2 separate regions of the Homo sapiens genome follow, and region 2 is linked to region 1. Evidence: chromatin loops called from intact Hi-C (ENCODE). Cell type or tissue: B cell. All regions are shown on one strand. Each heading gives the region's core, and the rest is flanking DNA. Links, peaks and the distances in the headings are about the cores only.

What was found. Peaks named below come from ENCODE experiments on the same cell type or tissue, not always from the same donor. Only the 100,000 strongest peaks of a DNase experiment are listed, where the experiment ranks them.
Region 2: it touches region 1 in a loop (3-fold over the local background); 2 of 110 quality-filtered maps call a loop at or near these places.

What each region holds. Positions count from the first base shown.
Region 1 is chr1:222,640,006-222,647,913 of GRCh38, forward strand. It overlaps MIA3 (MIA SH3 domain ER export factor 3), which reads left to right. Exons shown (of 28, transcript NM_198551.4): 7 at 5,549-5,680. It also overlaps the pseudogene LOC107985098. Among named protein-coding and RNA genes, the nearest start is that of MIA3, 26 kb to the left of the region's middle. RefSeq lists enhancers at 3,298-4,175, 3,782-3,901, 3,972-4,581, 4,176-5,051, 4,652-4,731. In B cell, for the core only: no CTCF peak of the experiment used is centred there; a DNase peak (open chromatin) is centred at 4,236; H3K4me3 peaks cover 2,130 bases; H3K27ac peaks cover 2,541 bases.
Region 2 is chr1:223,119,723-223,127,630 of GRCh38, forward strand. All of the region lies in intron 5 of TLR5 (toll like receptor 5), which reads right to left. Among named protein-coding and RNA genes, the nearest start is that of TLR5, 20 kb to the right of the region's middle. In B cell, for the core only: CTCF peaks have their summits at 4,175 (motif pointing left) and 4,374; a DNase peak (open chromatin) is centred at 4,159.

The DNA of each region.
Region 1 (7,908 bases), core at 1,762-5,761:
AGATAAAGATTTACATCTAAAAGCAATTGTATTTATATATCGTAGCAATGAACAATTGGAAATTGAAGTTAAATTCCATGTACAATAGTATCAAAAATATGGAGTACTTATGGATAAATGTGGCAAAAAGTGTGTAAGACATATGCATTAAAAACTATAAAATATTGCTGATAGAAATTAAAGAAGACCTAAATAGATGGAGAGATAGACCTTGTTTATGAGTCAGAAGACTATATTGTTAAGCTCCCCAATTTGATCACTTGCATTAACATAGCCCCAATTAAAATCTCAGAAGGATTTTTTTTTAAATGACAAGCTGATTCTACAATTCATATGGAAAATGCAGAGGACCTAGAATAGCCCAAGCATCATGTAATTTCAAGACTTACTATAAAGCTCTAGTAAGTAAGACAGCAGATGAATAGACCATTGGAACAAAATAGAAAATCTGGAAATATACATGTATGACAGTGGACTTCTGACAAAGGTGGAAAGACAATTAAATGTACAAAGGAAAGTCTTTTCAACAAATGGTACCAAAACTATTAGATATTTATATGCAAAAAATTGATCCATACCTCACATGATGTACATAAATTAACTCAAAGCAGATAATAGACTTAAATGTAAACCCTAAAACCATAAAACTTCTAGGAAAAATTAAGAGAAAAATTTTGTTGAACTTGGATTGGCAAAGATTTCTTACAGTTGACATCAAAAGTATGATTCATAAAGGAGAAATTTGATTATTTGGATTTAATCAAAATAAAAACATCTCTTCAAAACACACTGTTATACAAACTACAGACTGGGAAAGAGTCACTGCAAAGCATCTATCTGATAAAATATTTGTATTCAGAATACATAAAGAACTCTCAAAATTCATCTAAAAAAATGTAATGCAGTAAAATTACACTTTACCAAGGAAGATATACCAATTGCAAGTAAGCACATTTAAAAATGTTCACCATAATTATCAGGGAAATGCCAATTTAAAGCAGAATGAGTTACCACTACACACTTACTATAATGGCTAAAATTTCAAAAACTGATTTTACCATGTGTTGGAGAAGATGTGGAGGAAATGGAAGTATCATACACTGCTGATGGGGATGTGAAGTGGTACAGCTATCTTGAAAAACAGCTTGTCAGTTTCTTAAGAAGGTAAACCTACACTGGTCATATGATCCAGCCATTCTTCTCCTAAACATTTACCTGAGACACATTTACCCAAGTGAAAATAAATTATACATGCATAGAAAGACTTGTAGGTCAATGTTTTTGACAGTTTATTTTTTCTGCCCAGCTGGCACATTTACTGGCATTAAATATAAGACCCTTCCCTTCCCTGGCACCAGGAAGCCATGCCCAAGGGGTATCCCTCTGCCCCATTTCTGCAACAGATTCTTCAGGTCTTAGCAGTAGCCTGAGCTGCCCCCAGGGCTCTGGGCTGCTGAATCGTCTGGCTCATCATTTCCATGACAGCATGGTGTGCTCCTGGAGAGCTGGTGGATTTTCTCTATCTGCTTGGTTAGGAAGTCTGTCTTCCTCTTCAAGAAGTCCTTGGCATCCTCGGCTATCTTATCTACATAGTACCCAGTTCCTACATCAATGAGCACATGTTCCACATCATGCAGCTTCTCAGGGACATATATTAAACTCGTCAGTGGGAGGAGTAATTCTCTTCCCTCATTGTTCTCGCTCAGCATGTTCAGACAGTCCTTGGCTTCTACATACTTGGTCTGTACCACTTTGAGCTGGGCAATGGAGGTGGACAAGAACTCCATTTCCTGGTCCAGCTGGTTCTTGAGCATTTCTAGCTGCGGCAGATTCATCTCTGTGATAGTCTTGGAAGTTTTATTTATAAAAGCCTAAAACTGGAAAAAATCAAATATCTATCTATAGATGACAGATAAACAGATTATGGCATACCCATACAATGAAATGCTACTCAGCAATTAAAAAAAGAACCATTATAGATATGTGCAGCAATGTGGGTGAATTTCAAATTATGCTGAATGAGAGAAGCCAGAGAAAATATAATCGTGCATTATTACATACATATAAAACTTTAGGAAATGCAAACTAATGTATTATGACAGACATTCTGCTTCAGGGGCAGGGAGGGATGAAAAGGGGCAGATTACCAAGGGAATAAGGAGACTTTGGGAGGTTCACTATGTTGGTTGTGATGATGGTTTCACAGGCGTATTCATATGCAAAACTGATCAAACTGTGCACTTTAAATACATATAACTTATTGAATGTCATATTTCCCTCAAAGCTGTAAAGAAAAAAAATCCTAACTTTCTTAGATAAAAGTAGTAGTCTCTACTTTTCTCTACCTTTTAAAAAAAATGTATTCTGACAGCATACCCTAGCAGTATATAAAATTATTTTCTTTTATAGCTTCACAGTATACTTTGTTGTATTTAATATGTCTTTCATTCATGGCCATTTTGGTTGTTTCTAGTCTTTTGTTATAAGTAATGCTGGAATAATATAGTTTTGTGCATATATTTTTTCAGCATTTGTTGTTATATCCCCAGTATCTTTGAGATAGATCTTTAGAAGTAGGATTGTTGAGTCAGTAGGTAAATACACAAGTTATTTCAGGAGACGTTGCCAAATCATAGGGGTTGTATGATTTTATATAAAGATCAGCATAGCATGAGAGTGCCTGCTTCCTCCACATTCTCTCACCTACAGAGTGTGTTGTCAAATGTTTGGATCTTGCCAAGATAAGTGAGAAATCATATTTCATTGTAGGTTCATTTTGTATTTCTTGTATCATGAGTGAGGCAGAGCATGTTTCCATATGTTTTTAAATTATTTGCATTTCTTTTCCTGGGATCTGTTCATTACCTCAGCCCATTTTTCTATAGGTTTGCTAGCGGCTATCTTCTTATTTGTAAAGCACTTTATATTTTAGGAATATTAATCCTTCATAATATGTTACAAATATTTTTTCTTAGGTTACCATTGCCAAAGTTTGATTATTTTGCAATTTTTTTGGATGGGGTTGGGCAAGTTTTTTTGGTTTTCCAGTAATCAAATTTACGAATATTTTCCTTTGTTGCTTTTGGATTTTGATACATAATTAGGAAGGTCTTGCCCACTCACATAATACATAGAGACAGTCACTCAATTTTTTCAACTTGTTTGTTTTCATTTTTTACATTCAGGTTTCTGATTAACTTGGAATTTATGAACAATGAGAAAAAGATCCAGTTTTATCATTTTCCATATTGTTATCTAGATATGTAATACCACTTATTAAAAAGTCTGTTAACCAGCTGCCTTGCTGTATCGCAAATTTCCAGTGCAGTTGGGTCTATTTCTGGATTTTTTATTCTGCCCCGTGGTCGGTCTGCATCCTTGGGCCAGTACCATACTGTTATTACAGATCCTGCCCTCCTCTTGTACCACACCCTTCACTGCTCTTCTTTCTCAGGGTTTTCCTGCTTGTTCTTGCTTGATTGTTCCTCTGAGTTGACTTTATATTCAACTCGAAGAGAGACCTTTAAAGGTCTAAAAATGGTATTTTTTATCTACAGATACCATTTTTTCCCCACAGATTAAATGTCCCCGGTTTCTTCAACTTTTGGAACGTGATTTCCATACTATTCATTATCCTTGTCCTTTTCCACAAGTCATATAACCTTAAGATGTGGCCGGACACTTGTAGTCCCAGCTTCTTAGATGGCTTGAGCCCCGGAGTTCGAGTCCAGCCTGGGCAACATAGGGAGACTCCCTCCCCTTCCCCGCAGCCACCATCTAAAAAAAAAAGTGGGACCCATAACTCAACCCATGTGCATGGGGGTGACACGATGACATGACTCCTGGGTAAGACTTTTTAATAGAGTGTCGGCAAGAATGTGAGACAGCGAGCGCAATGGAGGTCTGGAGGCGGAACAGTAAGCAGAGGACTGAGTGGGCAAGGAAGAAAGGCCGCGCACTGCAGTGGCGCCCCATCTGAGCGGTGGTCCTTCCACGCTGTGACAGGAAGGGCCAGCTCCGGGCCGGCACGAGAGACCTGCTTTTCTCCTTTTCCCCAGCTGCCGCCCACAATCCTCCTCCAGGTAAATCCCTGGCCTCATTACTCTGGGGCTCTTTAAGTCGCCGGTTCCTGGCGAAAGCGCCAGTCACTTCCGCCTCTTTTTACTGGGATTCTTCCGCTCTAGCCCTATTCGCTCTTCTCTCCCGTCCCCTCGATAGTTGGTTCCGTCCGCTCTGGCCCCGCCCTCGCCGGCCGGCTCCTTTGGTGCCTTGAGGTGCGCCAGGGGCAGTGGCTGATGACGTGTTTTATAGGCGGCATAAAGCGAAAGTGCAGGCAGCTGTGGAAGGCGAAGTTCAATCCCAGAGTCCGCCCCCTGAATTGGGGCCTTTCCGGAGGAGGAAGCTCTGAAAAACAGGGGGCCCAGTGCCATTCCGCAGGGAATTGTCGCTTGCGTTCAGCTGTTCTACACAATGGACTCAGTACCTGCCACTGTGCCTTCTATCGCCGCTACCCCGGGGGACCCGGAACTTGTGGGACCCTTGTCTGTGCTCTACGCAGCCTTCATAGCCAAGCTGCTGGAGGTGACAGTCCCGATTCCCGGGGAGGGACCCAAGCTGTCACAGGCGGGTGGATGAGTTCTAAGCAGAGTGGGTGCACTGATTGTCTGTGCAAAGGAGAAATGGAGTGTGTCAGATCCGAGGAAAGCAAGACGTTTCTATGCTGTTTAGGGAGGCAGGTGGGAGTGTGTTTGAGAAGGTTTCGTCACTCTTTTTTTTTTTTTTATTGAGTACTTACGAAGTGACAGCACTTTATGTTCTGGTGTGAAGTCATGATCAAAACACAGAGAACCTACAGGTCTTTTCTGCATAACCCCCGGCTCTGTTGTGGGATGGGACCAGTGTGATAGTGTACTTGTAAAGGGCTGTGGAAACAGCATAGAGCAGACAGGTGTTTAATGCACTGTTTTCAAGGAAACATTTAGAATTAAGGCACTAAATTCAAAGCGGTTTATCTAGATCAGTTATCAGGAGCTATCCGAACTTAGTCAGCATTTGTTCTTTGTTTATGTAAGTCGATTTAAGATTTTAAATCTTAGAGGAATAAAACGTTATTTGTGATATTCATTATCATCATATTGGTTTTATTTGCAGCCATAAAAAGTTAGTTACTTGTATATAAAAGGTTTTTTGTCTTATGTGGTTTTTTAAGCAATAAAAACCAATTTATTCAAGACAAAAGTATGATGCAGAGAGATTCCAGCCATGTTTTAGATAACATATTGTATCAGGGCCTATTGAAACTAGAAATATATGCCCAACCTAAAGACATTTAGAGTCATAGTACTTCAAAACACCACAGGCCAAACAATAAGTATGAGACTCCCAGTATCCTGTTTTTCTTAAAGCAGTGAGAGCTACTGAAGATTTTTGAGGGGATAGGTATCTGATAGAGTTGGTTTAGAATTTCTGTGAATGAGTCTTTGTGACTGCTTTATGGTAAGCTTCTTTAAGGTTTCTCATTATTTCTAACATTATTTCTAACATTCAGCTAGTTGCTACATTGCCTGATGATGTTCAGCCTGGGCCTGATTTTTATGGACTGCCATGGAAACCTGTATTTATCACTGCCTTCTTGGGAATTGCTTCGTTTGCCATTTTCTTATGGAGAACTGTCCTTGTTGTGAGTAAATTAATGCATACTTTAACTCATAAATTCAAGTATGGTTTTATAATCACAGTCCTTTTGTTTCTTTTTCAGTTTCTAATATGAACAGAAATTAATGCTTTTAATTCAAGCTAACCTTGTAAAATAATTTAGTATAATTTTTGTGTTGGTAAATTCTTAAGTGAATAAGACAACATGTATAATCTCAGTGGGAAAACTTCAGTTTATATGTCTCATATCAAAGTCTAAATTTTAAGAATTAGGTGGGTCTGTATTTCAACTCACAAAGGATGAAAAGAAAGAATTAGATAGGTCATATGTACACTGTTAGTAGAACTAGGAATTCTTAGAGCCATCCTGAAAAATAGTTTCATGATGTGTATGATAAGCCTTAAAAATGGTTATATCCTTTTATATTGTATTAATGTCATGTCTAGTAATCGATCCTAAAGAAATAACCAGTCAGCCGGCACAGTGGCTCACACCTGTAATCCCAGCACTTTGAGAGTCCGAGGCAGGCGGATCACTTGAGGCCAGGAGTTCGAGACCAGCTTAGCCAACATGATGAAACCCCATCTCTTCTAAAAATACGAAAATTAGCCAGGTGTTGTGGCACATGCCTGTAATCCCAGCTACTCGGGATGCTGAGGCAGAGAATCGCTTGAACCTGGGAGGCGGAGGCTGCAGTGAGCTGAGATGTGCCACTGCACTCCAGCCTGGGTGACAGAGTGAGACTCCATCTCAAAAAAAAAAAAAAAGAAAGAAAGAAATAACCAATCATGCATTAAATATCTTACATGGCCGGGCGTGGTGGCTCACACCTGTAATACCAGCACTTTGGGAGGCGGAGGCGGGTGGATCACATAAGGCCAGGAGTTTGAGACCAGCCTGACCAACAAGACAAAACCCCATCTCTACTAAAAATACAAAACTTAGCCGGGGGTGGTGGCAGGAGCCTGTAATCCCAGCTACTTGGGAGGCTGAGGCAGGAGAATCGCTTGAACTGGGGAAGCAGATCATGCCACTGCACTCCAGCCTAGGCGACAAAGTGAGACTCTGTCTCAAAAAAAAGTTTTAAATATCTTACATGAGAGCATTCAGTAGAACAGTATTTATTAGAGTGAAAACTTTGACACAACCTACTGTGATTCACAGTGGGAAAATTGTTAAATTATTGTATGTTCATATAATGGGATATTAGGCTGCTTTATATAATTCAAAGACATAGGAGCACAACAAATACTCACAATTTAACATGAAGTAGAAAAAAAGTAGAAACCAAGACTTTAAGGTATAGATAAACTGTATATTACATAAACATACACACAGAAAATAAATGCTGCAAGGAAATACAATAAAATGATAAAAATTCTTATATCTAGGAGATGAGGTAAGTTTTCAGTTTTTAAAAAATGTGTATTTTCCAGATTTTCTGATTTCATCATGTACTATTTTACTCAGAAAATATCTTTTTATTTCGAAATGCAAATTATATCATGTGTAAAGACACACCGTTAATTTTTTTATCTTCTGTGCAGAATTTGCCTTTCAGACTTAAACATGTTTGTATAAGTGTGTATACTCATACTTGTACATCCTTATGATTATACTATATAGCATTCAGCTGCATAGTTATTTAACATAATTGGGAGAAGATTATTTGTGTAAATGAGCTTTGCAGATGAAAAGCTTTGTATTGAAACTTCACAGTTAAAATGGCCAAAATTATTGGATGCAAATCTTTCTAAAACTGAGTACTCTTTTTCTGATTTCATAATTATATCACATATATCATCATTAATAAATTTTCTCTCACAATTGATTGTAAAATTACTTAAAAAGAAGGGTCTTTTTTCCTGTGAGGCCTTCTCTAACCTCCTGGTGCTTTTCTTCAGATAAAAAGGGAGAATCAAAGGGTAAATGGAAGGGGAAAAGTTGAAAACATTTTACATTTCCCACTCTTGTTTCTCCTATTTGTTAATAAAAAAATTCTAACGCCTTTTTCGTTTTTCAGAAAGTTATATAGGCTCTGTGTCCTAACTGCTGTTCCTCAGCCTCAGCACTTGACTTTTGGAACCTTGGTCTCTGCTTGCCTGTTAGTTTGGGTGAAATGGAGCAGAGGAATTAGCAAGGCCATGACATTAGAGAGATAGTAATTTCTTTCCATGTTGGAATTTTCTGAATGCATATTCCTATAACAATGGTATTATAAGTGAGATTTAGATACTGGAATTATTATGTAT
Region 2 (7,908 bases), core at 2,396-6,395, 480 kb after region 1:
GCCAAGGTGGGCAGATCATCTGAGGTCAGGAGTTCAAGACCAGGTTGGCTGATATGGTGGAACCCCGTCTCTACTAAAAATACAAAAAATTAGCCGGGCGGGGTGGTGGCATCTGTACTTGGGAGGTTGAAGCATGAGAATCACTTGAACCCAGGAGGCAGAGGTTGCAGTAAGCCGAGATCATGCCACTGCACTCCAGCCTTGGCAACAGAGTGAGACTGTCTCAAAAATAAAATAAAATAAAATAAAATAAAATAAATAAAATAAAATAAAATAAAATAAAATAAAATAAAATAAAAAGATATCAACACAACAGATAGCAGGACCTGAAAGAAATTTAAATATTTTACCCCAAAATAGAACATTTCTTTGACATATTTTGAGAGGGCGCTGCACAGTTGTCTCTTGTGGGAAAATCTATATTCTGTAGAGAATCCCCTTCCCTTTCCAGGTCTTTTCCTGATCCAGGAGGGATTTAATTAAGAGTCTGGCACATTTTTAGTTCTCATGAAAGAGACATTTACCATCTATTCTTTCTAAAGCCTGCTACCTGGAGGCTTCATCTGCATAAGAACCTTTCTTCACAACCCCTTGATTCCAGGCCTTTAGATAAAAACTTGATTCTTTCAGCAAATTGCCAGTCAGAAAGTCTTTCAATCCACCTATGACCTGGAAGCCCCAGGCTTTGAGTTGTCCTACCTTTCGGACAAACCAATGCATACCCCACATAGACTGACTGATGTCTCGTGTCTCCCTACAATATACAAAACCAAGCTGTAGCCTGAACACCTTAGGCACATGTTCTCAGGACCTCCTGGGGCTGTGTCACAGGTCATGGTCCTCACATTTGGCTTGGAATAAACTCTCGAAATATTTTGCAGAGTTTGACTTTTTTTTATTGACAGTGTTATTCACCATTTCAGAAAATCACTTCATGATGGCCAGTGCCTCTGTGGAGAATCAAACAATGTCACAAACAGTGCCCATCTGCATCATATGGTGGTAGCATTTATGTGTGAGCAAATTTACTTAGTCCTCATTTCAAAATGTCAAGTGTAATAAAAAAGTTTGAGAAGAGGCAGGGTGTGGAGGTTCACTCCAGTAATCCCAGCACTTGGGGAGGCCAAGGCAGGTAGATCACTTGATCCCAGAAGTTTAAGACCAGCCTGGGCAATATGGCAAAAACCCATATCTACCAAAAAATGCAAAAATTGGCTGGGCATGGTGGTGCATACCTGTAGTCCCAGCTACTCGGGAGGCTGAGGTGAGAGGATAGCTTAAGCCTGGGAGTTTGAGGCTGCAGTGAGCTGTGTTTGTGCCACTGCACTCCAGCCTGGGCGACAGAGCAAGACCCTGCCTTGGAAAAAAAATGTTTAAGAAGGGTCAGTTGAATATTATTTTACTTCTCCTAAATCCAAGCATCTTCTTTATAAGTAGGTGTGAGTGTTTAACTCATTTCATCTTCTAGTTGCACATAAGCATTCACACATTGAGACATGTACCAACTCATTATAAATTACTTCCCCTTTTATTTCTTTTTTATATCCAAGTTAGGACAGTATATTGATTTCTATAAAATTATGTATGTAGGTGGATTATGTTACAGCTATGAATGTCATTTCAAAATAATAAAGAGGTCATTTCAAATATTTGTTATAAAACAGAGGCCTGGGTCTGACAGTGCTGCAGTGCCGAGAGGTAAAGCTTCCAGGTCTTTTTCCACATTCCTTACAGGCACTCTGATGACTAAAGCCAGGAATTCTGCGAATCCTATGTATTCTTTCCATCTACATAGTTTGTGATTGTTTTGTTTTGAGACAGGGTCTCACTCTGCTGTCCAGGCTGGAGTGCAGTGGTGCGATTACAGCTCACTGCAGCCTTAATTTCCTGGGCTCAAGTGATCCTCCTACCTCAGCCTCCTGAATAGCTGGGACCACAGGTGCATACCACCATGCTAGCTAATTTTTGTACTTTTTTTGTAGAGACAGGGTTTTGCCATATTGCCCAGAATGGTCTCGAACTCCTGGGCTCAAGCAATCAGCCCACCTCGGCCTCCCAAACTGCTGGGATTACAGGCATGTGCCTGGCCAGTGTTTGTTTCTTTTGTAGGTGATGAGATTGAGTAATGCAAACAAAGTAGCCACTTTCTGTCTCAGTGAATTTCTTGTGGCTTCAAATGGGCCTCAGAGGTAATGACCTTGTATTTATAGATGACACACACAGGCAGGAGGCTGCATTTTGGAAAATGGGATAAAAGTTCAAAGTGATCTCAATAGATAAAATGAAGAATTATTGAAAGAAAATAGAAACCAATCAGGGCAGATGAGGGTGTTACAGTTCAGAAGAAACTCCTAAAGGCAAGCACCATCCCTCCTACCTCCAAGGTTTGGGACAGGCTTTCTCAGGTGCCATGGGAGGTGCTCTGCTCTGTCCCTGCCATCCTCAATTACACATTTAGCATTGACACCCCACAGTGTTCAATAATATCAAATATGCATCATGATGATAAACCAACCTAAAAAGGGCAGAATAGAATCTATGAAGAGAGGGACAGATGTCACAATGGATGAGATGAGAGGCAGTTATTGCAATGGGCCCTAAATCCAGCTCCAGGGTTCCTGGCGTGCAATTGGAAGGCTGTGATTCTAGAAGCTGATATAATCCTGGGAGGCAGAGATAAGGGTGTGTGGTAGGAAGCATGAGCCCTTACTCAGTGGTACCTGGGGTGAAGAGTCTGAAGATGTACTTCAGATGAGACAAGAATAGTGGGGGAGAACAGGCCTTGACACCCAAGGAGGAAAATAAATGGTAATGGAAAGACCATATTTGTATTGGGTTCCACATAACCTTTTCCACATCTTATAGTATGAAGTAGATTCTGAAGTGCCCTAACAAGGCATGTAAGCATGTTGGCTTCATTGCTCACACCTAGGATGTTATGGTGGGCTCTCATGCTCAGTCACACTGCCCATAAGTAGACAACATGTTTTTAAACCTTTTGAAGTCTTGGACCCATTTGAGACTCTGATGATAGCTTTGATCCTTTTTCCTATAAAAATGCACATTTGCATCACAAACCAAATTTTGAACCCAGTTTCAGAGGATTTGCTGACTTCCTGAGGCCTGTCCATCTCCATGTCACATTGAGGACCCTTAGTTTCTGTTAAACAATCACACTTTAGGCTCTAGAACAGGAGATAGAAAACATTTTCTCTAAAGGGCCAGAGGGTAAATATTTTAGGTTTTGCAGTCCAAACACAGACCGTAGTTTGCTGATCTCTATTCTAGAAGAAAAGAGAATAGAAAATTTGATTTCAGAAATGAGGATTTTAAGTGACTCTAAGATATAAATATGTTCCAATATTGAACTACCAGTATTTGCAGGAAAGAACAAACTTGGACCCCAAGTTGCTGACAGTTTTGCAGCTGCTATTTTATCCAAACACGAGAAGGAAATTCTCATCTCATGAAACCAGAGAAATCCCTGCAGACATGGGAGTGAGAATGCCAGCTCTGAAGAACAGTTACATTTTTTAGTTTAAATTCTTTGTTTTTATGGATGACTCAATGCCGGTTCCCAAACATGCCACCAAACTGGGTGACCTTGAATTTGTGGTAAAGATAAGTGAAAGACAGCCCCAAACGAAATATGTTCCAGGATACTGAATTTTCAAGTACCTAATAGGGAAGCTAAAATGAAAGTAAGTAAGTAAGGTGGATAAGGCCAGCTGAACAAATGGATGTGAAAGAACATTGTCTGGGCTTATGTCGTATTACAAAGATACCACGCAGACAGATTTCTTTATGAAGTACAGAAAGGCATGAAATAACGAGATTTTTGTCTCTGAAGTAGATCTCTGTGGGTTAAATGGCAGGACAGGTGAGCAGAGGAACCAGGTGAGCAGGTGAGCAGAGGTGTGTGCAGCGAGGCAGTTCCTGCAGATAGCCTGGGAAGAAGTACCATCCAAAAAGAAGCCAGAGCTAAAGTGGGCGGAAGTAAATCTTGAATGAGCACTGGGATTGGGGAAATCCAATCTAAAGAGGAGAACCAGGCTGTGAAGTTGTTCCAGACCCAATCAAACCTCAGTGAGACGAGAGTTCAAGAACGGCGTCCACGCTGTTGAGGTTGCCGCTGCAAAGGCGCCCGACCCCAGCGGAGGAGTGCGCCATCTAGTGGTTATAGAGGGAGGAAAGAGAGGGACAGGAACTAAAATTCTCAAGGGGGCAGTGAGCTGCTCACTCATTGTTAAAAGGATGCTAAAAAGCAATGTGTATAATTACATCTACAGTTAGTTCTTCTATCAGGTGACATACATTCCTTTTTACAAGTCATTACACTATGCAAAATCACACAATAAAAACCACAAGGCTCATGGGAAAAATAGAGCTAGGGTGTTTCACACTTGAAAACTTAACAGTGGCCTATAAAGAAAGGATTGGGCCAGGCGCTGTGGCTCACGCCTGTAATCCCAGCACTTTGGGAGGCTGAGGCAGGTGGATCACCTGAGGTCAGGAGTTCGAGACCAGTCTGGACAACACGGTGAAACCTATCTCTATTAAAAATTCAAAAATTAGCTGTGTGTGGTGGTGGGTGCCTGTAATTCCAGCTACTTGGGAGGCTGAAGCAGGAGAAACCCTTGAGCCCAGGAGGCAAAGGTTGTAGTGAGCCAAAATCATGCCACTGCACTCCAGCCTGGGCGACAAGAGCAAGACTCCGTCTAAAACAAAAAAAAAAAAGAAAAAGAAAAAAAAAGGATTGGAGCCCCCTTAAGGTAGCACAGTTTTAGCCAAGTTAAATTCTTAAAAATACATAATACAGCACTTGACTTTGAAAATGACCTGCAGTTTGCTTGTGGAAGTGGACATCCGAAAGATTGCAGCTTGTGAGTTATTTTATTTTTATTTTTTGAGATGAAGTCTCAATCTGTCACCCAGGCTGGAATGCAATCCAGCTCACTGCAGCCTCCACTTCCCAGGCTCATGTGATTCTCCTGCCTCAGCCTCCTGAGTAGCTGGGATTACAGGTGTGCACCACCATGCCTGGCTAATTTTTGTATTTTTAGTAGAGATAGCCTTTCACCATGTTGCACAGGCTGGTCTCGATCTTCTGACCTCAGGTGATCCACCTGCCTCAGCCTTCAGAATTGCTAGGATTACAGGCCTGAGCCACCGCACTCCGCCAGTGAGTTATTGTGAATGGGGGAAGAAGGGTTGTTTGATATCAGAGGGGAAGTTACAGCAACAGATGTGGGTGCATGTGGCTCAAATCACACATGGAGAATGAGGTAGCTGACTAATATTGGAGGTGTATTTTGTGTATTCTTTTGTGTTTTGGCACAGCTGGGTGCAGTTTTCTGCCTTTACATGCAAGAAATTGCACATAAGCAAATGTGAAATTCACATTCTTGAATATGTTAATATTATTCTCCAGCATATCAATAGTCTTCCCTAACACATTAATATTGTTCCCTAATACATCAATCACGTTAGAAACAAATTTACATTCCAAAACAAGCATTATAGCAGCACTGACTACACTCTAATTCAAGGATTACAGTTCAAATTAAGAGTAGAAAAGATGCAGGTTCTATATAAGATTCTACCCCCTGCACCTGCAAGGCTGAGTATGGAGAACCCGTGGGACTGTCTTGAAAATCAGCCCTGGGAATGAGTGCAGACTCAGAACCTAACGAGCTCAGGGACTTGGGCAGAGTGTGTCACCTTTCACACTCTCAGTGTTCTCATGTTTCATTGAAAGACTTAACAAGATTAGTAGCTCTCAGCCTTGGCTACACACTAGAATCACCTGGGAAGTCTTCAGACCCAGGAAGCCCAGACTGACCACAGATGCATTAAATGAGCCTCTTTGGGATTGGCGGTGGTTGGTGGTGATGGTGGTGGCGGTGGGGGTTGTGGTGTTGGTGGGGGGGTGGTGGTGTGCTCTCTCAGGAATCTGTATCCTTAGCCATTGTGTGAATTTTATACACACTCAAATTTGAGAATCACTGATGGAAACCAATGGTTCTCAAACTTGGCTACACACCGGAATCACCAGGAGACTTTAAAAAATTACAAATTTAGTTGGTGTGGAGTGTGGCTTGGGCATCCAGGGTTGTTCAGAGTCTTCAGGTGACTCCACCAGCAGAGAGTCTGATCACCTGGTCTTCTGGCTGCAACCCTGACTGCAGCTTAGAACCATGTGGGCTGCTTAAAAACAGTACTGACTCAAAAAATGAAACACAGAACTAACTGTCGCATGACCCAGCAATTCCACTTCTGGGTGTACACCCAAAAGAACTGGAAGCAGAAGCTCAACAGATATTTGCACACCAATATTCATAGCAGTATCACTCACAATAGTCAAAGGGTGGAAACAACCCAAATATCCACCAATGAATGAATAAATGAACAAAATTTGTTGTCTATATAATGGGATATTTTTCGGCCTTAAAAAGGAATGGAATTCTGACACACGGTACAAGACGGATGAACTTTGAAGACATTATGCTGAGTAAAATAAGCCAGTCACAAAAGAACAAATATTGCATGAATCCACTTACAAGATATCTAGAATAGATAAATTCAGAGATAGGAAGCAGAGCAGAAGTTACCAGGGGCTGGGAGGGGAGGATGGGGAGTTAGCGTTTAATGGGCAGAGTTTCAGTCTGGGATGATGAAAACATTCTGGAGACAAACAGTAGTGAATGTACTTAATGTCACTGAACTGTCTGCCTAAAAATTATTAAAATGGACATTTTTTATAAAATGAAAATTATATGTCTATTTTACCACAATTAAAAAAATTAAATTAAACCCCCAAAACCCACTACAAATACCCAAACTGGACTTCTCAATATTCCAGTTCCACAGGCCTCTGAGGCCTGGAAAGTGCATTTTATAGCCATATCCCAGTTACTCTGAAGCTAGTGGTCTCAGGCCATGCTCTGAGAAGTGTTGGTCTAATGGATCCCCTCCAACTCAGAAACCAAGTGATTCTCTTAGAGGAAGAAGGGCTGGTAAGAAAATCTGAGGGCTGTTGAGTATTGGGTTTTTATTATTAAGGCTGATTTAACTTGTATCTAGGGCTTTGAGGGGGAAAAACAGAAACAGAACAATCAATGCAGGCTTCAATACTCCTGCCAAGCACTGTTAATTAAGTTAATGAGGCCAGAGGGAGAAGGGTCAGTATCCCTTTCATTTGAGCTGAATTCATTTAGCTTTAATCCCAGCCATTAGCTGGGTTGGTTCCCTTTCTTGACTTCATTGCCTGGACAGCAGAGCTGCTCACTTATGCTTGGGGAGTTATGGGCCATGGTGTCTCTGCAGCAAACACACAGCTTGCATTTCAGGGGTGCCTCTGTTCCTGGGGCACCACAGCATGCGGATGCCTCCAGCTGAGCCAGGGCTGCTCCTGTGTCAAGTTAATGCTTGATCCCTAATAGATAATTCCAGTCACAGGCTCGCTGGCAGGCCTGGGGTTCTGAGCAGGGCTTGGGCTGGCTGTGGTCAGGTGGAAGCTATAGAGGGAATGCTTCTCCTGGCAGGTGCTGGGCCCAAACCTGGAGGGCCATTGGAACAGCAAGCATGGAGGACTCACTGAGAAAAACACTAATGCATTTCCAAATGGGTGTCTGAGAGAGTTTCTCCAAATTCACACAGGTATAAAATTCCTGGACCAATTCCAAAAGTAGGTACAGCATGTGGGTTTAGCCTTGGATAAAGGCTCGAGGGCAGTGAACAAAGTGAACTCTTCCAGGACAAATACATTCTCTAGCTGCATAATACAGCATCCCACCGGAACCATGCCCAACAAATGGGCATTGTCAAGTCCAAAACATTGCTAGGGCCACAGTCCCTCCAGCCCAGCATTCTGCCTCTGACAACAGTTCCAATAAAACAGACGGGGAA